2 separate regions of the Homo sapiens genome follow, and region 1 is linked to region 2. A link is an interaction called in ENCODE POLR2A ChIA-PET data of the cell type or tissue named here. Cell type or tissue: PC-9. All regions are shown on one strand. Links, peaks and the distances in the headings refer to the core of each region. The heading gives the core; the rest is flanking DNA. Region 1 overlaps JARID2 (jumonji and AT-rich interaction domain containing 2). Region 2 overlaps JARID2 (jumonji and AT-rich interaction domain containing 2).

The links. Peaks named below come from ENCODE experiments on the same cell type or tissue, not always from the same donor. Only the 100,000 strongest peaks of a DNase experiment are listed, where the experiment ranks them.
Region 1: POLR2A ChIA-PET joins it to region 2 with 7 read pairs; 3 of 35 experiments call an interaction of 5 or more read pairs at or near these places.

Annotation. Positions count from the first base shown.
Region 1 is chr6:15,472,771-15,475,686 of GRCh38, forward strand. All of the region lies in intron 5 of JARID2 (jumonji and AT-rich interaction domain containing 2), which reads left to right. Among named protein-coding and RNA genes, the nearest start is that of DTNBP1-AS1, 72 kb to the right of the region's middle. RefSeq lists an enhancer at 667-1,866. In PC-9, for the core only: no CTCF peak of the experiment used is centred there; a DNase peak (open chromatin) is centred at 1,641; H3K27ac peaks cover 567 bases.
Region 2 is chr6:15,279,330-15,282,245 of GRCh38, forward strand. All of the region lies in intron 1 of JARID2 (jumonji and AT-rich interaction domain containing 2), which reads left to right. Among named protein-coding and RNA genes, the nearest start is that of JARID2-AS1, 32 kb to the left of the region's middle. RefSeq lists an enhancer at 1,244-2,224. In PC-9, for the core only: no CTCF peak of the experiment used is centred there; no DNase peak of the experiment used is centred there; H3K27ac peaks cover 914 bases.

The sequences.
Region 1 (2,916 bases), core at 268-2,767, 190 kb after region 2:
GTTCAGTCTGTGTTAGGCCTGCCCGTTCCTGAGCAGGCACTCACTTCCTGGGCATGTCCCTCTGCAATTTAATTCATTGCTCTTCAGCAGCGTCATAGGGAAGTTTGAATCTTATTTAGTCTGAGGTTTTCTTTCTATTGCTATGCCTGGGCATTTTTTAGATCTTAACCTGGTCAGAAAAATTCCATTTCCTGTGCAAGTCAAAGAGACAAGCACGAAACCAACTCCACTAGAATTTTTCCTACAGAATTTGTGAGTTTTTAGCAAATGTGAATACCCGTGTTAGGAAAGATTTCATATTTACATGTTCCCGAAATTGCTGTATTTGTGGAGGATTTGGAGAGAGCTCAAACTCATTTTATTGTGATAAGTGCTGAAACATAATCATAGAATCTTTGCCATGTTAACAGTGGTGAATGATATTAACCATTTATGGAGTTACCTTTTCTCTCCTAAATCAAATAAGATTAACTTCTGTATAAATGAGAAAAATGTAAGCCCCTGTGCTGACGTAAGCGCTCTGAAAGATAGCACAGATGAACACGGCAATAGGATCTACCCACAAGGAGCTAATGGGAGATGATGTCTCCTGGCACATCTGTCAGAAACGTCAGAAGACATTCAGGTCTTTACGTGTGTTTCTCCTGATGAAACAGGTTTCAGTGTCTCATTCATCTTTGTCATTCCCTGTCACTTGGTGATGCTACCTGGGTGACTTGTCTCCCTTGTCTTCTGATGTGCGTGCCCCCCCCCCCCCCCCGCTTTGTGTCCTGCCACCCACCTCACACCCATATACCAAGGTCCTTAAGAGGGGGGTGGTGTGATCGTTGGGGCTCCATTAAGACATTTTGTAGTTTTTGTGTATATTTATGGGTTTTATGTATTTGTTGTCCCTTTGTAGGCATCCGAGTACCAAGTCTTTTGTGAAGTCATATGAAAAGAAAAAATCCCCACAAGCCACTACCTGGGATATAGGTCTCTGCAGAGTCCTTCCTGCTGTTGCCACATGGCTTGAATGGCCTTGGAAGCCAAAGAGTAACAATCCACAGGATGTCAGTGCTTCCTTATGACGCCAGTGGAGGGAATGGAATAAAGCCAGCTTAGTAATATACAGGCCACTTGGAATGCTCCTCCGATTTCAAATGACCCGGGGGAACATGGTGGTTTCGTGAAACCAAAGTCAGCTTTGAAGAAAGCTAATGTCAGCCTCAGGTTCAGGCAGTACTGTAGAAGAACACTGAGCTCTCAGTAGCTGGCTAGCTGTGCTGCCTTCCCCAGTCTATTTCACATCCGCTTTTATATCAAGGCAGATGACAAGGAAACAAACTGACGTCAGTTTATTAAAGGAAACACTTGTGATATTGGGAGTAATCCCTCAGGCAAGAGGTGCTAATTGAACCTAAGAGTATTTCTGAAGTTACTATTTTCAACAGTAGAGAAGGAAATTATTGATCATCTCATCCAAAATTGATAAAAACCTAAGTGTAGCAGTCTTTCAAAATTAAATATTCTCAGCTGTGGAATATTCTCATGCCCAACATTGCTACTTCCTCAACCATTTCTAGATGATTAAAATTACACTGTAATGCCATGTTGCTCAATATGCATATTTGTTGTCATTTTTGTCTGTTCATTTCTTAGGAATGTCTTTGCCACCATCGAACAGTCATCAGGAACTTAGTTGCATGCCTTTTTTTTTTTTTTTTTAGCTACTCGTTAGCTTGTGTGTTCTTGGGCAAGGTATTTACTTAGCTTCTCTGATTCTTAATTTCTACTTCTGTGAAATCAGCATGATAGAGTAGATTAGCATTAATTTGTCCAGTCATTGATTCATTTATATCCCAGCATAAGGAAACAATGAGGCTGTATCATGGGCAGCAGTAGAGCCATTCAGATCTCTAATGGTGGATGCCAGCCATTGTTATATGTTCAAGGAAAATGACATTTCCAAGATCACTATTCAGCTGGGTGAAGGTTCCCAACTAAAATTTTGTCCCTGTAATCCATTCTTCTTTCCCTGAGATAATAGTGACTTGTCCAGATTAAAACTTTTATATCCCACCGTGTCTTCAACCCCATTTACATTGCTATCTATACTTTGTTTTCTTCATTCTTTTATAACCCTTAGGAAAACTGGTGTACTGTTGCATCCTCCAAGCAAAGGCTGAGTTGCTGAAAGTCAGTAATAATCCCGGTTGACACCAGTCGTTTACACAAGAATCCTCCAAGTGGTCAGACTGCTGGGATCACCTAGAGCTTTGTTTTCATGTGTAATAAATACAGATCAAATGTTGGCAACAGTTCCCATGGCAGCTAAAAGTTCTTTCCTGCAAAATTTCACTGAGGTCCATTTCTCTGTAAGTTTAGAGCGGAATTCCTAGAAATTTCTTATAATGGGATTTCATTATGAGTATCCATCAGTCATCAAAGGGAGTATTTATTTAAATGTGACATAATATAAAATGAAACAGATCTTCCTATAGAGGGTTCCTTGCAATAAAAAGGCAATCAGGCACCAGTGCCTTGCAAATCTAATGAAGCTTGGAGCTCTGCAGGTGCAGGTGCTGTCAGAAAAGAGGTTAGCAATTTTCTGAACCTGAAGAAGGCCTCTTCTGAACTGCAGACAGAGGAAAGAGTCCTGGAGAGCACCACATCTCAGGCCACATCAGGTGCTGTGGAACTGCCAGGGAGGCCCAGGTCCTCGCTTCGCCGTGCAACTAGCATTTTCTCTTGCATAATCGCCTACCACCTGTTCTTCAACATAAACCCACTAGCCCCACATTGTGCCATGAGACAAGGCACCTGAGCCAGGCCGTGCTGCACCTGCGACCTCAGGAAGCTGTGATGCTCTGCCCTTACCCCTGTTCCCTGATTTTGGAGTGCCTTGGTGAATAGAAGCAAAACACGAGCTGTGCT
Region 2 (2,916 bases), core at 260-2,759:
TGCAATGTCTGTGTCCCAGGTGATATGTATGCCCACTAGTTTGATTTTGTTGGCGGTGGGTAAGTTTTGTGAGCCTGACTTTTCATATGTGTATGGATTTACATGTTTAGCCCCATGGCACGGCTTACTGCTTAGTTCCAGTGATTCCCTGGCCTCTGGGGTCGTGGAAGTATGTGCCCAGGTGTATTACTCTTTATCTCCCTTCTTGCTAATTTATAAAAGCCTTTACTTCCATAAGTACTTGCCTGATTAACACCACTTGCATTAAAATCTTACTGTCACTTCCCTTAGCTTTCCCAGCACAACTTTCTTGTACTTCATTCATGTACACCATTATTAATTTGTACTTGTGTTAATTTGTCAGAGTTGATGAGGCACTACCCTCTAATCTCCCTACTGTTGTCATAGTTTTCTTTCTTTGAAAAACAGTTACTTTCCTGCTCAGGTTCTCATTAGCCCCTATCGTCTATGGGATAAAATCTAAACTCTTAAGCATTACCTAAGACCCTTCATTAAATCAGTCTCCTGGCACTTAGGAGGCAATCAGTAAGTATTGGTTGTTATCCTAATTTTGCATTCCATATTAACTTGCAGATCATCTGGATGAATTTGATTAAATCCCCTTCCCTCACTGACTTTATATTTCGGGAAATTTCATGTCTAGGGAAGTTGAAGGAATAGCATGAACATCTGGGGCACTTACCACCTAGACTGAAAAATTAACACCTGGTCGTATGTATGTATATTACCCATTGTCTACTTTCTTCTGTCAAATCCGTGACTTTGGAAATTTTGAAATAGTGCTCTTGGTTATCCATTAAAAAAGGGTAAAATAAACATGCTGTTGCTCCTGCTGCAGCACTTCAGTAGTAATAAAAAAAAACTTCAGTGACTTGGGTTTTTTTCTGCCAAAGTAAATGTTGGCTCTCTTTCAGATGTAGTAATGTTGCTTCTCTAAATTCGTTCGAGTTAAACTAAAGCAGGGCCAAGTTGAGAAATTAGTTTCTCGGTTTTTTCCCTTCCAATTTAGAAAAAAATTAAGTTTTGGATATTCTTGTTCCTGTAATTTTCTTCCGTGTTCCTTCCTCCTCCTGCATTAAAAAAGATCATAAAGATTCAGCTAAGATGTCAGTGAAAGGAACAAAGATCCAGCCTTTTACATTCTTTATGTGGAGTTATTGTTGGTAGTAATCTTAAAATAGGGTGTTTGAATCCATGTTGAGGCAGTTAATTCAGTAGTACAGTTTCTTGTTAACCACAAAATGCTAAGTAAAGGTAAAGCCTTATCCCCACACCCTGCTTTTTTTTTTTTTTTTTGAGATGGAGTCTCGCTCTGTTGCCCAGGCTGGAGTGCAGCGATGTGATCTAGGCTCACTGCAGCCTCTGCCTCCTGAGTTCAAGCAGTTCTCCTGCCTCAACCTCCCGAATAGCTGGGATTACAAGAATGAGCCACCACCCCTGGCTAATTTTTGTATTTTCATTACAGATGGGGTTTCACCATGTTGGCCAGGCTGGTCTTGAATTCCTGACCTCAGGTTATCCTCCTGCCTTGACCTCCCAAAGTGCTGGAATTACAGGCATGAGCCACCGTGCCTGGCCAGCCCCTTAACATGTGATTTTTGCCTTTTTGTGATTTTTGTCTTATGCTGCAAAATACGCTTGCGTTATTACTAGCTAGGAAATCCAAGCAGGTATCACACCGTGCCGTCATATGAGTGATAACTGGGAGTTTTCATGCATTAGCTGGTATTTGACAGGTTTGCAGGTATGTTAGAAAGTTTCAGTGTGTCAGTGTTTGGTGTGTATAAGCGTGGGAGAGCCCAATACGCATGTGAGATGCAGCTTCCAGTCAGTGCGCATATACCACTTGGAGGGCATGCTGGTTGCAACCCTTTTATTCTAATAAGGAACTGGTTTGGCTAGGTGAACTACGAAGTCATTTTGGATTTGACCCACACTGGCTGTGTCTCACTCTTTACTGCAGTTTAATTCATGTGATGCTATTAAGATAATAACTTTGTCCAAGAGCAAAAGAACGTGAATACATTGTGGTATGTGTGAATTCACAAACAACATTCAAGATCAGTTTCAGAAATGTTCAGAGCAAAATCTGAAGTCCCCTTATCTCCTATTGTACTGCCTTCCTCAAAAGTAAGCCATCAGTGGTTTGCACATCCTTCTAGCCTTTCTGTGTATTTACCTGCATACATGCATGTTTATGTAAACATACAGATGGGTTCCCCGCGTGGGGGGCCCCCCACTTCACTTGGGGCCTATTTATATAAATGGAATGTAAGGTTATGGCCTGTGATTTAGCTTTTTCTCACGTAACAATATCTCAAAGATCTTTCCATGCCATTCTATTTCATGCTGCAAGTAGCTGATAGGACTAGTGTACTGTAGTTTATTTAGCCACTTCCTTCTGATGACTTTCTTCCTAGAAGAGTCCTTGGCATTTAGGAGGCACTCAGTAGACCTTTAGGTTGTTCATGCTGTTTTGTTTGCTTTAAAACATTTCTGTCCATACACCTTTCAAACATATGGTAATATTAGCATATGATTGAATTGGAAGTGCAGGGTCCAGGGTATGTGCTCTGTGTGTGTGTGTGTGTGTGTGTGTGTGTGTGTGTGTGTGTTTGAGACAGAGTCTTGCTCAGTTGCCAAGGCTGGAGTGCAGTGGCATGATCTCAGCGAACTGTAACCTTTGCCTCCCGAGTTCAGACCATTCTTGTGTGGTAGCTGGGACTACAGGTGTGCAGTGCACCATCATGCTCGACCAATTTCTGTATTTTAAGTAGAGACCAGGTTTCACCATGTTGCCCAGGCTGGTCTTGAACTCCTGGTCTCAGGTGATCCGCCCACCTTGGCATCCCAAAGTGCTGAGATTACAGGCGTGAGCCACAGCGCCTGTCATGT